2 separate regions of the Mus musculus genome follow, and region 1 is linked to region 2. The links are chromatin loops, found by intact Hi-C in ENCODE. Cell type or tissue: left cerebral cortex. All regions are shown on one strand.

Region 1 (5,000 bases), 210 kb after region 2:
GATGGACTTTTTAAAGGACTATGAAATCACTCCAACAAAACCACTCTCACACATGTACAGACCATGGTCTACTTGATACATGCAAATTCTCACCAATTCCATTTAAAACTGACTCAAAGGAGTCTTGAAAACATTCTAGCTGGACCTCATTACCTTATCTTTGCTAACAGTAAACTCTCAAAACCCGGTCCTTAAGAAAACCAACACACTCAAAGGCAAGGCCTAGCCAGAAAGGAACTACTTACAAAAACATGAAATTTGTTTCCCAAATATGCATAATCTGCATGGTAAAGAACCTGAAGTAACCTGGAAATTCTGATTTTAACTGACAGCACATGGAGAATAACAGAAAAAAAAATAGTTGTAGTCTAACTAGATGTATGACCTTCAAACATTTTAAGTCTCAGCAGGAATGGTGGCACACACCCAGTGATCCCAGCACTGTTCCGGAGGCAGCACTAGGAGCATGTGGAAATTAGAGACCAGCTTTATCTACAAATTAAGTTCCAGGTCTCAGGTCAGACCCAGTGTCTTTTTTTTTTTTTTTAAATTAAGTCTTAGGTCAGTGGTTCTTCTGGTATTATCACACCCACTGTTCTCTCTGCGGAGTAATAAGCCTTTCTCAAGAAAGAGAGAGAGAGACAGACAGACAGACACACACACACACACACACACACACACAGAAGGAAAGAGAAAAAAATTCCCTAAGCTCAGTTCCCACACCTACAAACGGAATTGGTTTGTAAATCCTAAAGTTTTTTTTTTCCTCCCCAGTCTAAAATACTACATCTATTGGGGGTACAATCAGTAGAGTGGATGTTCCTATTCTCCTGTTCAGTAGATTTTTGAGTAGAAGCTATGTAAGTTGAGCACTAGAGTTTGATCCCAAGTTGTAAGGCTGAAATGCAGCTCAGAGATACAGCACCTGTTCACTGTGTCCCAAGCCAACACCAAAGAGGAAAATAAAATAGGAAAAAAACAAGCTCCATATATTTTATGTCCCTAAGAAACGTCACTGCTCCGGAGAAATACTCCAAACAACATCTCAGAGTCTTCAATATTAAGACCTGATCTTGTTTTCTTAGTTTAATAATACGTGAGTCAAATGCTCAAACTAGCCAATGAAAGGTGAAAAAAACATTCCACATGGTACATACACATTTGGGCACGTGACACTAAGTGGCTAAAAATTCTCACCACATACCGCATCCTAAAATATAAGTTTTCCCCTTTCAGACTGGCATGGGGGATGTACATTATACGTGTACTACATATTATACATATATAATGTTATATATAACATGCAAAAAGCACTTATTTCAAAATATACCAGAAGACAAAACCAAATAAATAACTAATAGGTCAAAATTTAGTGATGACTATTAGAAAATACAAGTAGAACCAATTCTGGGGCAAAAAAGAAAAAAAATGGTGTCAAATTTTCCACTATCAGCTACTAAACATGAACTTTTTTTTTTTTAAATCAACTTGCCTGCAAAAAATGCAATTTTACGAAACCGACCTGAAAAGGGGAACCCATCAGTGATTCTTAATTGAAGTAATAACTTTAAGCAGAAATGCATCTATTTTGATGCAACCTCGCCAAATTATTATGTGTTTTTTCGACTGGAAAATACCTTCCCCCATAGAGTCATAACCGCTAAGATTTCAAAACAATCTTTTACTTACACAATCTCCAATAATACGGCACTCAAAACAGAAAATCCACCCAAACCCTCACTGTCTTCACCCGGTATAGAACGGGATTAATAATCCACGTTCAATGCAAAAGGCAAAATGGAGTTGTAAAAGAGTTTCTTGCCTAGTCCAACTCCCGACAGCCACACGCGCTTCGCAGTGGCAGGCTACCCCAGCGCGGTCGCGGACCGGCCGGGAGCCCCCGCCCAGCCCGGCGCAACCCTGAGAGGAAGCGACGAGGAGGGCGGGCGGCTAGGGCTCCACCAGGCCCGGCCGGGCGGGGGAAGGGGGACTGGAGGCGGCGGGGCGCGCTTCCGGGGACTGCGCGGGCGGGGCCGCCGCCTCGGGCGCGGGGCCCCAGGTCAGGGGCCGGGGCGAGGGGCTGCGGGCCGAGAGCAGCAGGTGGGGCGCGACCGCGGGCAGGCGACGGGCCGGAGGCCGGAAAAGTGCTTGCCGATCAGCCGACCAGCCGGGCCCGGAGCCGAGGCGGCTGGAGGGAAATGCTCCTGCTCACCTCAAGGCGAGGACTCCGAGTCCGGCCTCTTCGCGCTGAGGACGCTTGTCCGCGAGTCCGCGAGCTCCGAGCCAAGGACGGGCAGCTCCGTGGGAGACGGCGGGCTATGGAGAGAACCGACGGAGGACCGCGGGCGGCGGGCGGGGAGCGCGAGCGAACGAGGGCGGGCGGTGGCGGGAGGGCGGGGAGCGACGTGCGCGGCCCCGAGCGCCCTGCGGGCTCGAGCTGGCGCCAGTCGCGGCCCCGCGCACGCGCGCACACTCTCAGTTCAGCCACGATTGCTCAAGAACGCATCCACGCCCTGAGAGCTAGACGCTTAACCAATCATGGCAGACGCGTGGAGCATGACGGGAACACCGGGGCTATAAAAGAGCGAGTTGCTATTTTATCCTCACCGAATCACTCATCCTTTAAGCAAGCAGGGTGGGGCTGGGTGCGCCTGCGCGGTTTTAAAAACCCCTCCCCAAACTGCCAACACTTCGCGCAAGCGAAGTAGATCTTCCTTGCCTTGTATTACGCGTGCGCACTGACAGGCCTAACCCCGGAAGACCATACGCTTGCGCAGTAAGAACTACGGTGACAGTACTCCCGGTGGGGCGCTGGCCAGTCATGGCGGAGCCTTGGGCCGGGCAGTTTCTGCAAGCTTTGCCCGCCACGGTGCTCGGAGCGCTGGGCACCCTGGGCAGCGACTTTCTGCGGGAGTGGGAGACACAAGACATGCGAGTGACTCTCTTCAAGCTGCTCCTGCTGTGGTTGGTGTTAAGTCTCCTGGGCATCCAGCTGGCCTGGGGGTTCTACGGGAACACAGTGACCGGGTTGTATCACCGTCCAGGTGAGGCTCCCTACGAACCTCCTTGGCCCGGCTGTCCCTACCACCACCATACTGTACCATTGGGTTCTCCTGTGTCCACATAGACTACCACTGGTCCTCCAGGAGCCTCACTGTACCCAGACTTACAACCCCGTACCATTTTACACCACAAGCCCCTCATGCCCATCATCACGTTGTTAACTGTTTCTCAAAACCCTTCCTGGACAATACCACTAGTCCCTAGTATCCCAGCCTCAATCTCTATTAAACTATACCAGTGGCCCCTGACCTGACCTGGGCTATTGCCTGCTCAGATCCCCACCCTCAGCCTCCTGCAGCTATGGGTGTGTTCCTGCCTCCAGGTCTGGGTGGCCAGAATGGATCCACACCTGATGGCTCCACACATTTCTCTTCATGGTGAGTAAATCTCTGTCTATCCCAACCCCATGCTTGACAGGCAGAGAACTCTCAGCATGTGAGTGCACCAGCTTAGTGGCTGTGCAAGAATCCTTCAAGGCTAATGGTAGAGCTCAGGATTCCAGTTGGGGGTTCCCAGTGGCTTTAGAGCCTCTCATCAGCATGTTCAGTGGGGATGGATGGTGGTGTTACCTTAATTTCAGAAAGGTGATGTGCCAGGTCTATTGAAAACAAATCCCTTGGTTGGGAAGTCTTTCTTTAGGAAGGCAAGAACATCTATTCTAGGCAAGTACTGTACCACTGGAGCTATAACCCCCAGCCTAACAGTCTCTATTCTTAGCATACGACCTCATCAAGTCAACCTCCTAATCTCTAAAAACAACAGCTTACTTATCAGGACATTTCATTCAGCTAATCTCTGAGCTTCTACCACACGGCAGAGGTCACAGTACACCAGAAAACAAGGACAACTCAGACTCTGCCAGGCAGTGGTGGCGCACACCTTTAATCTGAGCACTTGGGAGGCAGAGGCAGGTGGATTTCTGAGTTCGAGGCTAGCCTGGTCTACAGAGTGTGTTCCAGGACAGCCAGGGCTTCACAGAGAAACCCTGTCTCAAAACACCAAAAAAAAAAAAAAAAAAGAAAAGAAAAGAAAAAGAAATAGATAAAACAAGACCCAGTAGCAAGGGGAAATGTAACTTTAGGAGACTAGATCAGGCTGTGATGGTGAACTTGGAGCACAAGGGCAGAAGGAACAGTTGAGGGGCTGATTCAGCAGGACAGTTGCCTGATCTAATTTGCCTTTATAAGCTTCTTCTTATGGCAAGTCGACAAAGGGCTTCAAGAGTGAAAGCAATACATGGATTAGGAAGGTGACCACTGTCTTAGCTAAGCACCATAAGGTAGGAGAATAGTAGACCCAGCAGGGACTACAAGAGATTAGTAAAGAAGTCTAGATTCTACTATAAGCTGTACTGAGCCCAGCTTAGCCAAGAAGGAGCAAAGGAAGAACCAATGTCAGGGACTGTTCCGCGATCGATGAAATAACCTTGCTTCTCTCCATTACTTTCAGGGAGATAGCAGCAAATGAAGCTCTCAAAACGCACAGAGAATAAGGGAAGGCAGCAGCAGAAGGGTCTCCAGAGATATCGCTGGGTCCGCTGGCTCCTATGCTATTTGTTGCTGCTGTCCAGACCCCTTGGACAACTGCAGAGGGCTTGGGGTTGGGGGACTGGAGTACCATGATGCTTCCAGGGTGAGCCTCCACTGCCCTCAGCCTTGCCTCCAACAGCTTCAGGTACTGGGCAGGTGAAGTTTGTCTCTTAACAAAAGGAAAGACTTCTTGTCAAGGGTCATTGCTTAGAAACATTTTGGTTGAGGAGGTCAGTGGTCCCTTTCTCACCTTGGCTTTTTCCTGACTTAGTCATCCCCTTGGGGATGTAATCTTAGAGAAATTGGTCCTTCTAAGAGGAATCTCGAGGTTGGCCAGTTCTGAGATTTAGAAAGAAAGCCAGTTCTCCCATAGACTCTGACTTTCTTGGCTTTGCTTCGTAGGCAAAA
Region 2 (5,000 bases):
TGTATGTCTGCTGCTTGTCCTGAGTTCTTAAGACTTCTAACATTCTGAAGAAGATAGAACAAAGAAGTTCCTTCCATCCTCAGCCTCTTTTTAAGTTTTAACTTTGTTCTTAAAAAAATACAGTATATTAAAAAAAAGTCATTACTATCAAAGTTTGGTTGCTACTAAAAGGAATAAAAATCCTTTTAGCTTGCTTTTCCTCAGGCTTAATGTAACAAAATTGTAAAAATAAACTAGCAGATGTTTTGTCTTAGAAAAAAAGAGCTGTGTATTTCTCCATCACAAACCTAGAATTTCCTAGATAGAAGATCACAGCACTGAAACAAAATGTGGAAAGAAAAAAAAAAGCTGAGAAGAACTTCAGTTACATAGTTTTTATAGTGACAGGCAGATTTTAGAAATTTTTGCTGGACATTTTAGAAATTACAAAGAAAAAAACCGGCAAAGCATTGATCAAGTTAATCAAGGTTAAGAAACAGCCCTTATCAAGAACAGAAAGGCAAGCCCCTCCCACCCACGCGGAGGTGGAAAAAAAAAAGGGGGGGGGGAGGCTGCATTTAAGTGAGGATTTAAAGCGGAATTTTAGAGCTCCGAGAGTTTGATACCATATACAGAGGAGGATCTCTTTCCGGAGCGCACAGAGGTGACGTGTATCAACTGCGCTTATGGAAGAATCGGTTCTAATGGAAGAAAAGCGGGGCCTGGTAATGGTAACCTTCTCTCCTCAGCACAAAGCACCAGTACAAGGTGAGGAAACCCATGGGGACCCAATGCCCTCTCCGGCCAGCAGGACTCGGTTTCCCAAGCAGAGCAGCACCCTCCCCAAGCACCCACCCAGTCCTTGGGCCTCGCTTAAGTAACAGCATTCTTCAGTTAGTACGAGCACTCCTGTCCGCCTCCCGGAGGAGCGGAGCCGCAAGCCAGACCGCAAAGCCGCTATGTTTCTCCGCAGACCTAGGCCACCGCTGCCCCGGACGTCACGAGGACAAGGGCCCAACCCTCAACCTTCCCCAGTCGGCAGGTCGGTCGTCCGCCAGGCCGCTCGCCCGCCCGCCCGTCTGCCCTCCTCTTGGAAGGGGCGTCCGGCGCGCACTCCGGACAGCGTGAGCGACCAACAGCAGGGCGCGCGCCGCAAAACCGGGGGGTCGCGGGGTGGCGCGCGCCCCGGAAGCCGTTCTAGCCCACGGGCCACAGCTGAGAGCCAACGGGGACGCGCACGTCGGGCGGCTACGCGCAACGAGAGGACCGCACAGCGCGCACGATAACGCACGCGCGCGCGCAGAAAAATGAGAAAAAAAAAAAAAAGAAAAAAAAAAGCCACGCTCGTGCGCGCGCGCCTCCGCGCGCCCCCGTGCGCCGCGCCCACCCGCCCCTCAGGCCCGCCCCTCCCCCACCCGTGGGGCGGAGGCTCGCGAGCCGAGGGACGTTCTCCGCTCTGAAGCCGCCCTGAGGTCGCCTGGGCCCAGCGGCAGCGGCCCGCCCGCCCCCGCCCGCCCGCCGTTGTGTAGGGTGGGCCTGCCGCCTTCGAGCCAGAGCCTTGCTGCGTCCCCGCCCTCACCAGAGCCCTCACCCGGCGACGTCACCGCCGCCGCTGCCTCCGTTCTACCCGCCGGCCCCGCTTCACCGCCCGGGGCCTCGGTTCTGCCGTCGCCGCTCCGAGACCGACAGGATTTTCTCCTCACAGCTCCCTGGGCGCCATCTTACATTCAGCCCTCACGGCCAATGGGAGCCGAAGGCCCTTCTCGCGAGAACCGGAGCGTCGGATCCCGCGAGAGCTGCCTGCCAGGCTTAAAGGGAACGCTGCAGCCACAGAGGGAACCGGTTGGAGTGGAGAGCGTACCCCTCGTTGTGGGAAGGAGCGCCACGCCCATGGGCACCCCTCCATGCGGGGCGGGGCTTAGGCCCGGGGTTCAGCATCCAGGGGTATTTTGCCCCTGCCCTGGGTCTGAAAGCATGCTTTTTGAAGCCACCTACGGTGTCCCGCTAGCGCCTCCTCTAGTTGCACAGTTCCACGCGAGGCGGGGCCGGGCCTAGCTCGGCCTCGTGGTTAAGGTGGCCCCCTTTCAAACCCCTGAACTGGGCGCAGCTTTAACCATTGTGCCGCGCCTGGGAAGCGCTCGGGGCGTTAGTGCACGGGAGAAAACAGCTTCAGGAACCCCCAGCACCACCTCTCATCTGAGATCGCTTTGCCACAGTCAGGTCCACCTTAAAGCAGGCCTTGGGTAGCCTAGTGTTTGTATACAGGGAAAATGTGGAAGGCTTTAAAGCTGCAGGCACTCACCTACAGCCTCACCAGAAGCTCCCAGCAACCCAGGGGGCCCTCAGTCTGGGGCAAACCTTAGTGCCTTCTGCACTTGTTCCTGTCCTAGCAAACTCTAATCTTCAAATTCTTCAGAAGTCAATTTCTGAGACGGGGTCCAATCCAAGGGCCAGCATAGCCAGGAATCTCATCTCAGCACCGTATAGACATCCAGGGAGTTTGCTGGGGTCCCCAAACTGGAAAGGCCACAACAGCATTCATGATTTATCTCACTATGCTTAAATAGTTGACAGGGCTTTTTTCTAAATGATCACACGGGGGGTCATGTGTCTCTTGATCTCTAGCCACAAAGACACAAACCTAGATCCCTCCATAGGACTGGTGACTGTGCAACAGCATCTCTGGGGTTCTCAGGTTTATCATAGTAAGTGCTGAGCTAATTCCAGCCATGCACCTGCCTTTGAGAACCAAGTGCAGTAGTGACTTTGTGGCTGGCTCTTTTCTGGGGAAGTGCATTCTTCCAGAAGACATATGAGACCCACCACTGCCAGCTAACAAACTATTTCTCCAGGGTCCTCAGATATTAGAAAGGCAGACAACAGAGAGACGCCAGAGGGATTTAGTTATTCTTTATTGAAACGGAGTGTGGAGTGCTGAAGGGCACCCCCAGCCTCCAGGATGAGGTAGGGCCACATGTATTCAGTTCATATTTTGCCTGGGTCTTCTTTTAGTGTGACAGTTCGGTTGAAGACAATCTGAAAGGCAGTAGAAGAAAAATGACCAACAACCCCGAACCGGGCTTCTTACTTCCCCTTCATCACCTAGGAGGTGAGGTATCATGGAGGTGAGGTACCAAGGTTGTCAATAACTCTGTAATTTCAGATAAAGGACTAGATGCCTGTGCTGTGCCTTAGTTTCATGAGGATTATGACAAACTCTAAGCTTGCCTGCTACTTTGAAGAGTAAAAAAGTTAGGGCCGGGGCTGGAGAGGTGGCTCAGCAGTTGAGAGCACCGACTGCTCTTCCAGAGGTTCTGAGTTCAATTCACAACATGATGGCTCACAACCATCTGTAATGGGATCTGATGCCCTCTTCTGGTGTGTCTGAAGACAGCAGCAGCATACTAACATAAAATAAAATAAATCTTAAAAAAAGTTAGAGCCCTATAAAATTTTGTGCTTGGACTTAACTGGAAAGTAATGAATGTCCCTCCCAACTTATTTGGAGAATGCTAAGGGGATGTAGGGAGAGTGTTTATCACAGTGAACAGCTTCCACCATCAGTACACAGAAGGGTATAGGTGGGTCAAATTAAGCACCTGTCCTTGATGGCTGTCTGGATCCACAGAGAAGTACCCAAGGCGCTCAAACTGGAACTTGTCAAAGGGCTTTGCCAAAGCCACAGAGCAGTCCACTAATGCTCCTTCTACCACTTGTAGTGACGCCTGCAGACAGAGAATCCAAGTGGCTGTCCAGCTCAGAAGCCCACCACCCTCACCTCACATTCTATGAGCCTACCGGGTTCAGGTCACTTAGGAATCCACCAGGCACTTCAACAGGGTCTTCGGGGTTCTTGTGCTGGAATCTGTAGCCAGAGTGAAAGTCAGGCCCTTGCTGGAGAGCCACAGCATGCAATTCCCATCCTGTGACAGTCTCAATTCCAGCTATGTTCACTCACAGGCACTCATAGAGGCGAATCTCACACACCAAAGGCTGTGATACCCAGTGAATAAAGGCCTTGGGCTTCTCTCCAGCATCAGCTCGTCTACAGGTCACCTCCAAGCGTTCCACACAGCCACTGGAGCCCTAGAAGTGAGGAAGATGGAATCAGACCAGGGACCAACATGAAGACTGTTAGCAACACACAATCTTGGCCCTAGCAGGCACTGTACAGAAAGACTGCAGCTGTCTCTTACCCTGACAATATTCTGCAGTTCAATGACATAACCAGTGTGTCTCAGGCCCACAGGCTGGCCCGAAGCTAGGCGCTTATAGCCTGGTTCTGACTCCTAAAGAAAAGAAGCATGGAAGATACAGAAGCTGCAAACATCATCCAAGAACAAGGCTTCTCCCAACCTCATGTTTGTTAGGGATTGGCTCATGTAAAGCAGGAAGGAGAGGCTATTAAAAATAGACCTAGCAGTAAACCCCACTTACCTCCTTAAAGTCGCTTCTCTCAATGAAGACAGTGGAAGCAAAAGGAACCTGGTGGAAACCCTTGGTCTCATCAGCTGGGAAATTTGGCACTCGGATGTCCAAGGGCTGTAGCAGGAGACAGATAGCTGTTATCTCAGATACTCGGCATTCACACATGCTCACACACACACACAGAGGTAGGCCCACCTTGGGAGCAGGAAAGTTGGTGATGACAACTTGTAGTGGCTCTAGAACAGCCATGGCACGTGGGGCTGCATCATTCAGCACATCACGCACACAGGCTTCCAGAAGATGAGGTTCCATTGTGGTCTGTGCCACTGTGACCCCAACCTGGTAGGAAAACTCATCAGTCATACCACAAGTAAAAGGGCCACACCCAGCCTGCTTTCACCCACTAAGCCTACTGAATTATACCCGAGCACAGAAGTTGTTGATAGCCTCTGGTGGAAAACCCCGTCGTCGTAGGGCAGTGAGTGTGAAGAGCCGTGGATCGTCCCAGTCCCTTTGGATAAGAGGGTGGTCAGAAGATCTTAAACAGCACATGCCACAAGAGCTACAACCTCTGGCAGACCCCATGACCACAC

Evidence for each region. A loop is a pair of places that touch in the nucleus more often than their neighbours do. Peaks named below come from ENCODE experiments on the same cell type or tissue, not always from the same donor. Only the 100,000 strongest peaks of a DNase experiment are listed, where the experiment ranks them.
Region 1: a loop joins it to region 2, with 5 times the contacts of the local background. A loop is called at or near these places in 2 of 42 quality-filtered maps.

The regions. Positions count from the first base shown.
Region 1 is chr9:108,303,766-108,308,765 of GRCm38, reverse strand. Tcta (T cell leukemia translocation altered gene) reads left to right here and starts at 2,607. Exons shown (of 3, transcript NM_001311156.1): 1 at 2,607-3,044; 2 at 3,386-3,440; 3 at 4,513-5,000. The coding sequence starts at 2,822. The coding sequence ends at 4,555. It overlaps Rhoa (ras homolog family member A), which reads right to left and starts at 2,606. Exons shown (of 6, transcript NM_016802.5): 1 at 2,213-2,606. In left cerebral cortex, a CTCF peak has its summit at 2,228; DNase peaks (open chromatin) are centred at 1,980 and 2,605; H3K4me3 peaks cover 3,254 bases; H3K27ac peaks cover 1,628 bases.
Region 2 is chr9:108,513,811-108,518,810 of GRCm38, reverse strand. It overlaps Qars (glutaminyl-tRNA synthetase), which reads right to left. Exons shown (of 24, transcript NM_133794.2): 17 at 4,831-4,918; 18 at 4,603-4,746; 19 at 4,417-4,521; 20 at 4,176-4,268; 21 at 3,938-4,065; 22 at 3,778-3,844; 23 at 3,579-3,704; 24 at 2,870-3,015. The coding sequence ends at 2,965. Qrich1 (glutamine-rich 1) reads right to left here and starts at 1,724. Exons shown (of 10, transcript NM_175143.5): 1 at 1,571-1,724. In left cerebral cortex, CTCF peaks have their summits at 806 and 2,000; DNase peaks (open chromatin) are centred at 774, 1,208 and 1,814; H3K4me3 peaks cover 2,576 bases; H3K27ac peaks cover 2,205 bases.